3 separate regions of the Homo sapiens genome follow, and regions 2 and 3 are each linked to region 1. A link is a loop called in an ENCODE intact Hi-C map of the cell type or tissue named here. Cell type or tissue: ascending aorta. All regions are shown on one strand. Region 1 overlaps CACNB2 (calcium voltage-gated channel auxiliary subunit beta 2). Region 2 holds the start of HACD1 (3-hydroxyacyl-CoA dehydratase 1). Region 3 overlaps MRC1 (mannose receptor C-type 1).

The links. Hi-C counts contacts between places; a loop is a spot of excess contacts. Peaks named below come from ENCODE experiments on the same cell type or tissue, not always from the same donor. Only the 100,000 strongest peaks of a DNase experiment are listed, where the experiment ranks them.
Region 2: a loop joins it to region 1, with 2.5 times the contacts of the local background. A loop is called at or near these places in 19 of 110 quality-filtered maps.
Region 3: a loop joins it to region 1, with 4 times the contacts of the local background. A loop is called at or near these places in 6 of 110 quality-filtered maps.

The regions. Positions count from the first base shown.
Region 1 is chr10:18,236,922-18,241,921 of GRCh38, forward strand. The region is part of intron 2 of CACNB2 (calcium voltage-gated channel auxiliary subunit beta 2); the gene reads left to right. Among named protein-coding and RNA genes, the nearest start is that of CACNB2-AS2, 22 kb to the right of the region's middle. In ascending aorta, a CTCF peak has its summit at 2,184 (motif pointing left); a DNase peak (open chromatin) is centred at 3,480; H3K4me3 peaks cover 1,352 bases; H3K27ac peaks cover 1,109 bases.
Region 2 is chr10:17,614,682-17,619,681 of GRCh38, forward strand. It overlaps HACD1 (3-hydroxyacyl-CoA dehydratase 1), which reads right to left and starts at 2,693. Exons shown (of 7, transcript NM_014241.4): 1 at 2,402-2,693. The coding sequence starts at 2,658. RefSeq lists a silencer at 2,234-2,893. In ascending aorta, a CTCF peak has its summit at 2,844; DNase peaks (open chromatin) are centred at 1,858, 2,170 and 2,730; H3K4me3 peaks cover 2,753 bases; H3K27ac peaks cover 2,292 bases.
Region 3 is chr10:17,908,390-17,913,389 of GRCh38, forward strand. MRC1 (mannose receptor C-type 1) reads left to right here. Exons shown (of 30, transcript NM_002438.4): 29 at 917-958; 30 at 1,826-2,775. The coding sequence ends at 2,076. Among named protein-coding and RNA genes, the nearest start is that of SLC39A12, 41 kb to the right of the region's middle. In ascending aorta, a CTCF peak has its summit at 1,964 (motif pointing right); a DNase peak (open chromatin) is centred at 1,952.

The DNA.
Region 1 (5,000 bases):
GGGGATATTCCAGAATTAAACTGCAGAGAATTATGTTCATTCATGGGCCTGTAGTACTATGCACCAGGCGAAGTGCCAAGCAAGGCAAGTGCAAACATGGAAAATAGAAAGAAAGAGGCTCTGCTTACCCAGGGATCTCAAAGGCGAAAGGGTGAGTGCATTGCAATTGCCTCCAATGTGGTCAGTGTTATTGTAGGGTAAATGCATAGAGGTAGCAACCTACTCTTGGGGTCTGGAGTAGGAATAGAAAAAGGTGGTGTTCTGGGTTGAATTGTGTTCCCCCAGAAAGTATGTTGAGGTCATAATCCCCAGTACTTATGAATGTAATCTTATTTAGAAATAAAGAGGTTTTAAAGATATCATCAAATTAAGATTAGATTTTACTCAATTAGGGTTGCCTCAAATCCAGTATGACTGATGATGTCCTTATAAGAAGAGAAAACCAAGACACAGATACACAGAGAGAAAAGATGGTCATCCAAAGGTGGAGGCAGAGATGGGGCAGATGCATCTACAAGCCAAGGAATGTCAAGGACTGCTGGCAACCTCAGAGGCTAAGAGAATGGTGTAGAACAAGTTCTCCCCTAGAGCCTCAGAAATGGCATGGCCTTGCCAACACCTTGATTTTGAATGTCTAGCCTCCAGAACTGGAGAGAGTGTATTTCCATTGCTTTCAGCCACCTATCCTATGGTGCATAGCTGTGGCAGCCCCAGGAAACAAATGCAGATGGTATCATTTGAACTTGATCTTGACGTTGGAATGGTTCTTCAGGTGCATCAACAAAGACAGGAAGAGATAGGGGCTAGAGAAGGACAAGAGCTGTTCAGAAAGCAGCTTTGATTCAGTGTGATATACCCAACAGGGGTAATGGTATGCACCAGTGTACCGCAATATACCATAGATGGAGTTGAGTTGTGTTCTGGAATGATGGTAGAAAGGTAGGCAGGAATTAGCCCAGACAGGGGATCTTTTGCTATGCTAACAAGGCTGGACTTTGTTCACTGAGGGTTTCATGGCTGAAGGATTGTAAAGGCTCCCATAGCCTCACTCATTCTGCTCCCCACTCTCTCTCTGTAGCGTGGAGCATATCCTAGTTTGGACCTCATGTTGTCTTGCTCTCTAGAGTTCTTCCAGATGGAAGGTTGGGCCAGATGTAGACTGACTTTAGGATGGGAACTATGAAGGCTCTTTTCTGAAACATCTCTCCCGCTTGCATTTGGCATGTGGTTTTATAACTCCCCATGTCCACCCCAGACATAACCTTATGATTGGCATATAATGTACTCGAATCCAAACCATGATTAAAGTCTGTTTTGTTTTGCAAATTCTTGGCACTGTTTTGTGAAACTCTTCCAGTTCTAGCCTGGTCCTCTCTTAATAAAACCAAAGCTTTTGATAGCAAGTATTCCAAGGTTGCCTTACTCGCGTGCCCTGATTCTGTACTGATGAAAGCCATCGTTTTGAGATTTACCTTGGTTCCATTTTCCAATTCTTATTTTCTTATCAGAAACACACTTCATTCTTTTCATTTTTCTCATTATATGATTAATGATTTTCCAAATCATTTCTGATTAATATGTTTTCCATCCAATGTGAACCTAAAAATAAGGAAAAATCTCAATCCAACATAAGGGACTACTTGCTACACATTCTTAAAGGATTATTTTAAATCTTTTGAGCTTCTAAGTTGCTTTAAATAGTATAACATGAATGAGTTGACTGCCAAGGAGTATGGGATTGTAGTGATTCAAAATTTCTTCGTGATCACTCTAAGAATGACTTCTTATTTGCCAGAGTAGCTTCATTCAGATAATAGTAATTATAACAGTGCTACAGTTTTAAAAAACAATGTGGAAAATTACTACAGGAAGATGCTGGAGGCCTGAGTGGGAGCCCATCTCTGCCTTTAACTAACACAACCGTAAACCATTCAACTATTTTTGGCTTCAGTTTCCAGAAAATGAAAAAAGACCTGATTCGATTATTTCTAAACTCCTACAATTGTGAAGTCACGAATTTGCTTTTTAATTACAGAGGCGATGTGAACCCTGAAGGAGTGTTTTAAGATTTGATGGCAGCTGGAACCCAAATGCTTTCAGGAAGATTTGAATCTTGCAAAAATCTTTTCAGTGGGGGCAGTATTCTTTAGCAAAGTTTGCCATCTAGTGGCCACCAGGACTAAATGGGGCTTTGCTTAAAGTGTTGAACAAAAGACTCCTTGACTAAGTTTATTTATTTTTAATTTTTTTATTTTTATATATTTAGCAGGTACAAGTACAGTTTTGTTACACGGATATATTGTGTAGTGGGCAAGTCTAGGCTTTTAGTGTAACCATCCCCCGAATAGCGTGCATTATACCAGTTAGGTCATTTCTCATCCCTAACCTCCCTCCCACCTTTCCGAGTCTCCAGTGTCTATTATTCCACTTTATGGGTCCATGCGTACACACTGTTTAGCTCCCACTTAGTATTTGACTTTCTGTTTCTGAGTTATTTCACTTAAGACAATGGCCTCCAGTTCCATCCATGTCACTGCAAGAGACATGATTTCATTCTTTTTAAGGGTTGGGTAGTATTCCCTGGTGTGCGTATATGTGTGCATGTGTAAGTAGATATATACACCCCACACATTTTGTTTATCCAGTCATACATTGATGGACACTTAGGTTGATTCCATATCTTTGCTATTGTGAATAGTGCTGCAATAAATATACAAGTGCAAGTATCTTTTGTATGTAATAGACCTTATCTAAGTTTCATAGACAGTTGAGTACAATTATATTAATTAAGTTTTGAAGAATTGAGTCAACTTTAAAAGTAGAGAAGTGTTCTAAATACCAGTTAATCATGGATCTTAGTTCTTCTAGATTTTCTTTATAGTTTCTAGATCACCCTCCCCAGCTCCAAAGATTATAAAGCACTAAATGCTTTTATTTGTTTCAAATAAGAGCTTGTGAAATCCAAGTCCTGGAATTACATATCAAGGAATATGTATATTACCTGATCTTTACTGATGACTTTGGATTCTCATGTCTTCTCATATCTGATAAGGCAGATAGCTGCCTCTCTGCCTTATCAGCTGTAACAATCTCACATGACTTTTGGGTAGCTTCATATTTAAAAACTTTTTTAAAAATCTTCAGTATGGCAACTTATGTACTATTTTTGTAAAAATATTGAATAACTGGAATAATAGAAATGGTTCACGCTTTGAACTAGCATAACAAAAACTATGAGTATTCTGTTGACATTAGAGAAATGCCTAAAAACACATTCTCCTTGACATTTTGTTCCATCCCACTTGGACTCTCTCTTGAACAATATTATTCTACAATCCAAATAACATGTTGCAAAACAATCGCAGAGTGACTCAAATCGCTAAACATCTTTTCTTCCTGTATAAAACTTGACAAAAGCTTTGATTAAAGTCTCATGCAGGTTGTGGATTCGGTTCCAAGCAGCGTGGTATGTGATGGCGTACTCAAAACTAGTCTGGCTCAACTGTACAGTTTTATAATTTGCCTGCAGGGAGATATTGAGAAAGTGGAACGTGTAACCAGGTCGCTCACTATTAATCTTTTAGCTGGGGAAAGAACAAATCCAACTTCTTTCTTGACATCTCCTCTTGGTTTTCTCAAAAACACCTCAGACTCAACACATCCAAAATTGAAACTTGCGATCTTGTCTCCCCATATCCTGGCACATTTCTACTGTTTCAGCAAAAGCCATTTCTGTCTAACTGGTTACGCAAACCAGTAACCTCAGAGTCATTCTCGATGACCTTCCTCTCCCTCGGATGCAGAACCAGTCTGTCACCCAGTCCTTTGGTCTCATCATTAAGAATCCTGAGCAGATGCCTCCTTCCCTTTTCTCCCCCATCCTGCCTGCCTACTCAAAGCCAACACCCCCTCTGCCTGCCCATGGCATTGGTCAGTGGCCTCCACTCTGCCCTCTCTCGCTCTTGTTTCCCACGTGGCACTTACTCAGAGTAATCTTTTCCCAGTGAAAAGAAAAACACAGAAGATGTTGCCATAATGAGTTTTACAATGCCACTTAGGACAAACCTGCCTCCTGTTCTGTTCACGGTTATCCCTCTGCTCAGCGAGATAAATGCATACCTGATTGCCTCCTTTGGAAAGGCTGATCAGAAACTCAAAAACATGCAACCATTTGTCTCTGAGTTGTCCTGCCTTTCCAGACTAAACTCGTGTTCATCTTACATATATTGATTGATGTCTTGTGTCTCCCTAAAATGTGTAAAACCAAGCTGTGCCCTGACCCCACCTTGGGCACATGTCACCAGGACCTCCTAAGGCTGTGTCATGGGCACACATCCTTAACTTTGGCCAAATAAACTTCTTAAATTGACTGAAAAAAGATAAATAAATAAAATGCATTAAAGAGACTACATTTAAGTGGTGAAAAAGTGCTTGCTTTTGTGCTTTTGACTTTGTTCCATTAAAGATGCAGGTGACCTACAGGGAGGGAACATCACACACTGGGGCCTGTCACGAGGTGGGAGGCTAGGGGAGGGATAGCATTAGGAGAAATACCTAATGTAGATGACGGGTTGATGGGTGCAGCAAACCACCATGGCATATGTATACCTATGTAAGAAACCTGCATGTTATGTACATGTACCCCAGAACTTGAAGTATATTAAAAAAAAAAGATACATACAGGTGACCTATAAAGAGGTACATGGGAAACAAAAGTAAAAAATTAACCATGAATACAAAAATGAGACAAGGGGAAAGAAATGTAAAAACTAAAAGGATTTTGAAGTCAACCTGGGCAATTTAGATTATATTTTAATTATTTTTATTTATATCTATATTTACTGACCTTTTTTTGAACTTTTAATCTTTATAGTCTGCTGAAAAGCCAGAGAAATGACTTCTGGAATATTTGTACAAATAGTAAGTGTCAGCTAAAATGAGCTTCTACGTCATGTAATATTTTGAAAGAGAAGAATTGTAAGTGGATTGATCATCTTGGT
Region 2 (5,000 bases), 620 kb before region 1:
GAAAACAGAGCAAGGGCTTGGCTTAACAAAAGAAAAAAAAAGGAAATAACAAGGAAACGTTTATTTTATTTTATTTTATTTTATTTTTTGAGACGGAGTCTCACTCTGTCGCCCATGCTGGAGTGCAGTGGCGCGATCTCGGCTCACTGCAAGCTCCCTCTCCCGGGTTCACGCCATTCTCCTGCCTCAGCCTCCGGAGTAGCTGGGACTATAGGCGCCCGCCATGGCGCCCGGCTAATTTTTTGTATTTTTAGTAGAGACGGGGTTTCGCCGTGTTAGCCAAGATGTTCTCGATCTCCTGACCTCGTGATCCGCCCACCTCGGCCTTCCAAAGTGCTGGGATTACAGGCGTGAGCCACCGCGCCCGGCTCCGGAAACGTTTATTAACCAGACTATCACAGAGGTGAGAGAATTCTTTCAGTTCCGAATGCATTTAAAGGCAGCATCATTTCGTGATTGCTGAATTGTTGTAAATACATTAGTTTTCTCACTTTCCAAGAGTATAATTTAGGAGGAAAGAAAGATGAAGTAGCAGGACAGTGGAGTCAGAGAGTCCGGGTTGAAACCCATGTCTGACTGACACTTGCTGGCTGTGATCTTGGGCAAGTATCTGTGCCTCACTCTTCTAATCTATATAATGTAATATCATGTGCCCCTCACAGGACTTTAAAGGACTAAAAATACACCTAAAATAACCAACACAGTCCCCTGCATAGTAAGTCCTCAGTAAATAACATTTGTATGAACTGTATTTGGCATTCAATATCATATGCTAAGCACATAATAGAAACTCAATCACCATAGGTAAAGATTTATTAAATTTTTGTCAATCACATTTTTCTATAAACCCTGGAGAAAGTTTAAAATATTAAGCCGGAAGTGGTAATCCCAGCACTTTTGGAGGTTGAGGTGGGAGGATTGCTTGAGGCCGGGAGTTTGAGACCAGCCTAGCCAACACAGTGAGAGGCCATCTCTATTTTTAAAAAATTAAAATAAAATATTAGGCCCGGTGCGATGGCTCACACCTGTAATCCCAGCACATTGGGAGGCCGAAGTGGGGGAATCATTTGAGGTCAGGAGTTCGAGACCACCCTGGCCAACATGGTGATACCCTGTCTCTACCAAAAATACAAAAATTAATGGGGCGTGGTGGCCCACGCTTGTAGTCCCAGCTACTCCGGAGGCCGAGGCAGGAGAATCGCTTGAACTCCGGAGGCTGAGGTTGGCAGTGAGCGGAGATCGCGCCAATGCACTCCAGCCTGGGCGACAGAATGAGTCTCCGTCTAAAAAATAAAATAAAATACTGTCAGGGCGGGATGGCTCACGCTTGTAATCCCAGCACTTTGGGAGGCCGAGGCGGGCGGATCATGAGGTCAGGAGATGGAGACCATCCTGGCTAACATGGTGAAACCCCGTCTCTACTAAAAATACAAAAAAATTAGCCAGGCGTGGTGGCGGGCGCCTGTAGTCCCAGCTACTCGGGAGGCTGAGGCAGAAGAAAGGCATGAACCCGGGAGGCGGAGCTTGTAGTGAGCCGAGATCCCGCCACTGCACTCCAGCCAAGACCGAGCGAGACTCCGTCTCAAAATAAATAAATAAATAATAAAAAGAAAAAAAGAAAATAGTAAACTTTTCCTCGCGTTTACATAAGTTAATACTTCGAGTGATAATGGGAAAATAACTTTTTTAAAAGGCAGTGCAATTGAGAAATGGAAAAGCATTTTCCCAACAGGTTTTGAGAAGCAGTTGACACAAAAGTCACTTTGAGAGCTCTGCGAAGAGCGACAGTCATTGTGTAACCTTAACTTGCAAAGTCATACTCAAAGCCAAAAATCAAGGTCCAGCTTATCAGCCACGGAGCCTGAGGCCATAAAGATGCTGGGCAGGAGCTCCACGCTGGGATAAGTGGGGTGGTTATTTCAAAATCGTCCCAAGTGACAAGCTCTAGGACGTGCTGTGCTTTAAAAAAAAAAAAAAAAAAAAGTCGCGGTGAAATTAACAGGGGCGAAAACTCTGCCCAGCGATCGCAGCATGAAGCTCTGCGCTCCCGAGACCATCGAGTGGCCAGGGCTGGGCGCTCCTTCAACAGCAGCGAAGGCAGCGGCGCCGGGGCAGCAGCCACCTCCCCCGCGGGCCGGCACCGCATTCCTGCCCGGTTCTATACTTAACCTCCGGCCAGCGCCCCGCCGTGCACCGTATTAGGCAATGCCAGGCGCGCAGGGCCCGGCCCCCCCGCCCGCTCCATTCAACCCCGGCGGTGGCCGCGGCGACAGCTCCCTTCCCCCACGGCCGCTGCCCGCACCCCCCGCGCCCCTTACACCCCGGCCCGCGCCCCCTGAACCCGGAACCTCCGCGGACCGCGGCGCGGGGAGGGCCCGAGGGTGCCCCGCGGCGCGCGTACCCCGCGGTCATGGCGATGTCGTAGAAGGTGAGCCAGGCGGTGGCCAAGACCCCCAGGCGCCTCCGCTCGCCGGGAGCCTCCCGGTCCTCGCCGGCCTCCGAGGCGCCGCCGTTGGTGCCGTCCTCGTCGCTGGACGCCATGGTGGCCGCGCACCTGGGGGACGTGGGAGACAGCGGCAGGAGCGTGGGAGGGGACCCTGCCCAGCCTGCAGCCCGAGAGCCGCTGCCCGCTGCCGCCGCTTCCGTCAGGCGCCCCATGTGCAGCGCGCAGGGGGCTCGGCGCAGCCAGCTCTACCGACCGCGAGGGGGAGGAGCGGACGCCCCCGGCCACCGCCCGTCACGCCCCCGCCCCGCCCCGCCCCTTGGGAGCGCGCGCCACTCGGGGGCCAGAACGCCTGGCCCTGGCACTGGGGATCCAGGACCCGCGAGCCCCGGCACGCTTTCCAGGCGGCGCTGTAGTTTCCGCTCCCGAGGAAAGTGCACCCGCCTCGCTAGCTGCGGGCGCCTCTTCATAGAGAGACGCCCAGACGCCTTGCGCCCTGGCGATGCGCACCCTGCGAGTGCATTTAGTGGGGACACAGGGAACGCACCTGAACTTGGCGTGGCTCTGCCCTGCCTGGCCTTTTGTAAGGCAGTTTCTCAATACGCAGGCAGGGAGCGGGATCTTCCCGCCACTCATTCTTTTCTTTTTAGAGATGCGGTCTCAGTCTGTCTCCTAGGCTGGAGGGCAGTGACGTGAACATAGCTCACTGCAATTTCGTGAGCTCAAGCAATCTTCCCACCTCTGCCTTCCAAAGTTCTGTGATTACAAGCCTGAGCCACAGCGCTGGGCCAAACATTCATTCATTCTTAAGAGCTTCTGGGGAAGAAACGCCTATTTCGCCCTGTTTCCCGTTTACTAGCGAGTCCAACAGGTCTTCCAACAGTGAGAAGACCGTCCCACTTGAGTGATTTTTTTTTCCTTTTTCATTTCTTATTTTTTTTTTTTTTTACAGTCTGGAGTGCAGTGTTGTGATCTCGGCTCACTGCAACCTCCGCCTCCCTGATTCAAGAGATTCTCCTGCCTCAGCCTCCCGAGTAGCTGGAACTACAGTCATGCACCACCACGCCCGGCTAATTTTTGTTATTTTTAGTAGAGACGGTTTCACCACGTTTGCCAGGCTGGTCCCGAACTCCTGGCCTCAAGTGATCCACCCGCCTTGGCTTCCCAAAGTGCTGGGATTACAGGCGTGAGCCACCGCACCCGGCCTCACTTGTGTGAATTTTACCGGAGCGTGTGTGTGTGTGTGTGTGTGTGTCTGTGTGTCTGTGTGTCTGTGTGTGTGTCTATTTACCAAGTGTCAGGCCTCTGAGCCCAAGCTAAGCCATTATATCCCCTGTGACCTGCACGTATACATCCAGATGGCCTAAAGTAACTGAAGAATCACTAAAGAAGTGTGGCCGGTTCCTGCCTTAACTGATGACATTACCTTTTGAAATTCCTTGCACCTACTGAAATACAACCCCCAAATTCCTGAATCCTCCCATTTTATTAGCTGTGTGAACTTGGACAACGTAACCTATCCATGCCTCAGTTTCCTTAGTGGAAATAATTTTTAAAAATCGTGAGCAGAGATCGCCCGTTGCACTCCAGCCTGGACGACAGAGTGAGACTCTGTCTCAAAAAAATAAAAAAAAAAGGAAAGGAAGGCTGGGTGTGGTGGCTCACCCCTGTAATCCTAGCACTTTGGGAGGCCGAGGTAGGCAGATCACTTGAGGTCAGGAGTTTGAGGCCAGCCTGACTAACATGGTGAAACCCCGTCTCTACTAAAAATACAAAAATTAGCGGGGCATGGTGGCGGGCGCCTGTAATCCCAGCTACTCAGGAGTTGAGGCAGGAGAATCGCTTGAACCCAGGAGGCACAGGTTGCAGTGATTTGAGATCGCCCCATTGCACTCCAGCCTGGGTGACAGAGCGAGACTTCTTTTCGAAAAAGAATAAAAATAAAATAAAGGGAAGAAAGAAGTAAAACTGTTTGCAAATGAGAGCAATGTGTTTCCTAGAAAATCCCAGGAATCTCGAGGAATCCTAAAAAAAAAAAACCTCCTGGAACTACAAGATCAACATAACAAAAATCAATTGTTTTTCTACATGTGTACACGGAACAACTGGAAAATGAAATTTAAAATAAACCATACAACGTTAATCAGCATCCAAAAACATGAACTATATAGGCATAAATTTCACAAAATATGTGTGAGACGTATACACTGAAAATTATAAATCATTGCTCAAAACTATAAATCTCTGCTGAGAGAAATGAAAGATCTAAATAAATAGCTGTTGCCTGTTCATGAATTGGAAGACTCCATACTGTTAAATGTCAATTCTCTCCAAATCCCAGCAGATTTTTTTTTAACTTGACAAGCTAACTATAAAATTCATGCAGAGGTACATAGGAAGAAGAAAGTTGGAGCACATATACATCTGGTTTAAAGACTTACTATAAAACTAGTTTTCAACACACTGTGGTACACATAAGGTGAGACATAGAAATCAGTGAAACAGAATCAAGTCCAGGGATAGACCCATATGTATGTGGTCAATTGATTTTTATAAG
Region 3 (5,000 bases), 330 kb before region 1:
TCAGCCTCCCGAGTAGCTGGGATTACAGGAGCATGCCATCATGCCCGGCTAATTTTTGTATTTTTAGTAGAGACGGGGTAGAGTTTACCATTTTAGAATTTGGCGGGTCTTTAGGCTTCTCTAACTGTTCTAAGACACACCACATCCTCTGGTACAATGTTGGAGTTGTTTTATTTTTTTTGTTTTGTTTTTGTTTTTGAGACAGAGTCTCACTCTGTTGCCCACTCTGTTGCCAGTGGCGTGATCTTGGCTCACTGCAACCTCCACCTCCTGGGTTCAAGCCATTCTCCTGCCTCAGCCTCCCAAGTAGCTGGGATTACAGGCGCACGCCACTATGCCCAGCTAATTTTTGTATTTTTAATAGAGATGGGGTTTCACTATGTTGGCCAGGCTGGTCTCGAACTCCGGACCTCAGGTGTTCCACCTGCCTCAGGCTCCCAAAGTGCTGGGATTACAGGCGTGAGCCACCACTCCTGGCCTGGAGTCTTATTTTACTTTTCATTCAAATGCTTTTTAACATCTTAGGCTTCAGCAGGCTAATTTCAAAACCCCTAGCCTTGAATGTTTTACTTATGGGTAGATTGGGTAGGTTTTAAGGGTGAGTATCAGTGGCTCAAATGTAACTTGGAGAATCACATTTCCAGATCTTCTAATGTACTCAAACGCACCATACAACCATAGGCAACTGCTATGGCTCAGACAGAGAGACAGATAGATGATAGGTAGGTAGATATATAGATAAAGGTACAGATCTTTTTTTTCTACCTGTATTTTTATATCTATCATATCATAATATCATATATCAATCAACACACATCAAATGTGGAGGATTCCATGTATTTGTGAGCCAAATAATATTTGCTATCTACCTGCAATTATTCTGGGTTTTTATAAATTTTTTTTTTTTTACACACAGTTATTGATGCTAAACCTACTCATGAATTACTTACAACAAAAGGTAAGGCCATTGCAAAATTTCAAGTTCTGTGTTAGTAATACATCCGTACTGTTTGTTTTAAAAGGCATAATCATAATCCCTTCCAACTCCCCTGCTCTCTCAGTAGAATTTGCTTAAGCTAAACTATCCTTTGTCATCAGCCTACTTTGAATAATACTTTAGAAAAAGAGGCCTTGGAGTCAGGTTGGTGTTTTTACTATAAGCAGTTATTGAAGGCATTTTTTTTTTTCGCTCTGTTACAAACAGCTGCCTTGAACCCATGGAAGAAATTTCTCTTAAGAATCTCTGTGGGTTTTTTTCTTTTCTTAGAATTTTTTTTTTGTTTTAATTTTTATAGACTACTTGAATTAGGTAACTGATTTCACTTCACTCATTTTGTTGGCTGCTTAAAAAAAAACTGAAAGTGAGATTTATGGCTTGCCTGTAACCTCCTTATTAACATCATGAGTGCCGTTTGTTTACTAATTACATCTATGAGTTCACGTTTCCACTATTCTTATTTTATTTTTCTCTTCATTTCCATTTTCTTTTAATTATTATCATTACTAATCTACTTATCTTCTTATACTGTATTTTTAACAGCCTTAAATTATTTTGAAATAAGGTATATATATTTTAATACATTGATGAACTAGCCCACTGCTACATAGACAGATGGATTATTCTTGCAACTGAATAATCATCTTAACATTCTGAATAATCCTCTATACCACAGGGACTCTTGTTTTCACATCTTTCTTTTCTGTTTGACAAATGTCGCTTGAAAGAATATTTATGCCTTTTAGTTTTTCAACAAGCGAAGTTCTGCATAGCATGCAACCCTCTGCCTCCCTCCACGTTTTCCATAATGATTTTATTTATTTATAGCTGACACAAGGAAGATGGACCCTTCTAAACCGTCTTCCAACGTGGCCGGAGTAGTCATCATTGTGATCCTCCTGATTTTAACGGGTGCTGGCCTTGCCGCCTATTTCTTTTATAAGAAAAGACGTGTGCACCTACCTCAAGAGGGCGCCTTTGAAAACACTCTGTATTTTAACAGTCAGTCAAGCCCAGGAACTAGTGATATGAAAGATCTCGTGGGCAATATTGAACAGAATGAACACTCGGTCATCTAGTACCTCAATGCGATTCTGAGATATTTGAATTTCATAAAATTGTAACTGAAATTTAAAATTTTTAGTTCAATGTGATTGTTTTCTTTAAAATGAGTACTGAATTGTACTGGTCTGTCCTTTTTTCCTTTGCCTAATTGAAGAAATAATTGCTTGTTTTCTAGCCTGGCAAGATATTTTCATAAAAGAGGGATAACAATGCTGATTACTACCTTTTAAAATATTTTAGATAAATGCACAGCACCACAGCACCACATCTAAGCATTAGTGATGGGTAGCTGATGTCAGCTTCATGTGGATTTTAAGCACTCTAGAAACAATGAAGCTTCTTGGCATATTTTAAGGAGCTCCCAAAATGTGTTACCTATTAAATTGTAACTCAGCAAGTAGAAGACCATTTGAAAAGTCAGGTACAAATTTCCTCAAGTGGCATAAAAATGTAGTCAGTTTTCTCTTTTACCAGTTTTTATTTCCACTCCAATTATTTAGAACTTTATTTGTACATGTGCAGAAGAATAAGGCAGCTGAGAATCTTGTTTCCCCCAAGAGAGTTTTACAGGCTGAGTGTTGCAAATGTGTTCTTTGTCCTGTTATATGTATATCAGGAATACAAGGATGTGAAATAAAACTGTAAATTTGCATAACTGGATGTACTTAGATAATGTGAAATAAACATTAAAGACAAGGTCTATTTTTAATAGATTTGCATTTTGGTGATCTTAGTATAAATTTGCTTTTAAATGAGATGTATTTATCCACTCACTTTACACTTTAACTTGACACTTATGATATTATTTGTAGAGAAATTCTTTAAATGAAACTCATGAACTATTTTGAAAAGGAGTGTTGCTAAAATGCTGTGTGTAAAATGAATTTTTTACCGTAATGATTTTGCCAGATCTTCCTCTATAACATGGACTCAATCAGAATTCAACAATCAAAGCCACTAATACTATTGAGAATCAGAATTCAGAGTATCCTTTTCTCCCTTTAATGATTTCTTTTCGCTTAACAATTTTGCCTTAAAGTTTGAGGTATATTGTGAAATATTTGGGAGGTTTTACATCTGTATTAGTCAATTTTCATACTGCTGATAAAGACATACCCAAGACTGGGTAATTTATAAAGAAAAAGAGGTTTAATGGACTCACAGTTCCACGTGGCTGGAGAGGCCTCATAATCACGGTGGAAGGCAAAAGGCACATCTTACATGGCGGCAGACAAGAGAGAAAAATGAGAGCCAAGCAAAAGGGGTTGCCCTTATAAAACCATCAGATCTCCTGAGACTTATTTTCTACGACAAGAACAGTATGGGGGAAACCGCCCCCACGATTCAATTATCTCCCACCAGGTCCCTCCCACAACATGTGGGAATTATGGGAGCTACAATTCAAGATGAGATTTGGGTGGGGACACAGCCAAACCATATCAATATCTCACACAGGTACCACACTGCCAGCTCACCTTCACTTTTTAATGAGATTGCCCACGAGCAGGAGTCTTTACCTAGAATCACTGGCTGGGACTCCTTGGATGGCTTTAAGGGGTCTAGGAAGGCCCCCAAATTGCAGGGCAAAATGTCATGTTTGTTTTGTGCCTATATTTTTCTGGAAAGATTCTACAGCTAGATTCTCAAGAAAGTCAATCATTCAAAAAAGAATAAGAAACAGCATAGTATTTGGGGTAGGGTGGAGTTTCCAATACTCCAACTTAGAAACAAATAGGAAGTAAGAAGTAGGCTGGGCGTGGTGGCTCACGCCTGTAATCCCAGCACTTTGGGAGGCCGAGGTGGGCAGATTGCCTGAGGTCAGGAGTTCAAGACCAGCCTGGCCAACATGGTGAAACCCCGCCTGTACTAAAAATACAAAAATGAGCCGGGCATGGTGGTGGGCACCTGTAATCTCAGATACTCAGGAGGCTGAGGCAGGAGAATCACTTGAACCTGGGAGGCGGAGGTTGTAGTGAGCTGAGATCGTGCCATTGCACTCCAGCCTGGGCAACAAGAGTGAGACTCTGTCTCAAAAAAACATAAATAAATAAAATAAAAATAAAAAAAGTATGTGGGCAACTGTTGGAAAGGTTTCTGAGCACAAACAACTCCACTCAACACCTCAAATAATAGAAATCAAGTTGCTTTTCGTTTTCTTGGTAAGAACAAAGCAAGTTCAACTAGAAGTTCCAGTGGAAACAGTGGTTGCAGTGTCAAAGCAGTATGTGGTGAATTACACTAAGGCAATCCCTTTCCTTCTGTCTAGCTAGCTAGCTAGCTAGCTAATTTTTTCCCCTCAAAGATAAAAGACAGAATTAGAAATATGGAATAAGAAGAAATGCTTGAGTGAGTACGGTTTACAAATTCTTTACACAAATCTTTTTCATTATAATTCAGAGCTGCAGTTTCACAGAAAATATTTTGGACTCTGTGCAACATATATCTCAGACTAAATGTCTTATCATTTCAGGAAACAGTCTGTGTTTGACAGGGTTGCTGAGTATTGTATTTCACACTCTCATATTATCCACCCAAACACATACTCAACGAGATAAGTCGTGTGTATCTCTTTAGTATTGTACTAAAATAGCAAGGATATTTTTTGGTGGAGCCAGCGGGAGGTATTGGGTAGAGAAGAGCAGTTTCTGTGTTGTTCATTTATTCATTTGTTTTTGGTTTTGCTGGTTGTAATTTATGTGATTGCACTTGCTTGAGGTTTTCATCAGGGTTCAGGAGCTGGAAAATTCTTAGGGCTGTTTTTTCCCAGTTGAACTCAAACAGTGTGGATTGTTTGTAAGCTGAACTCTGAAAATGATGTGGATATCAGTACAGACTGGTGGACACATGACACATCCATTTCTCAGTATTCACTCCTGCATCCGTTTATCCCTTTATTCATTTTTTCATTAAATATTTCTTGAGCATGTAATACATGTGC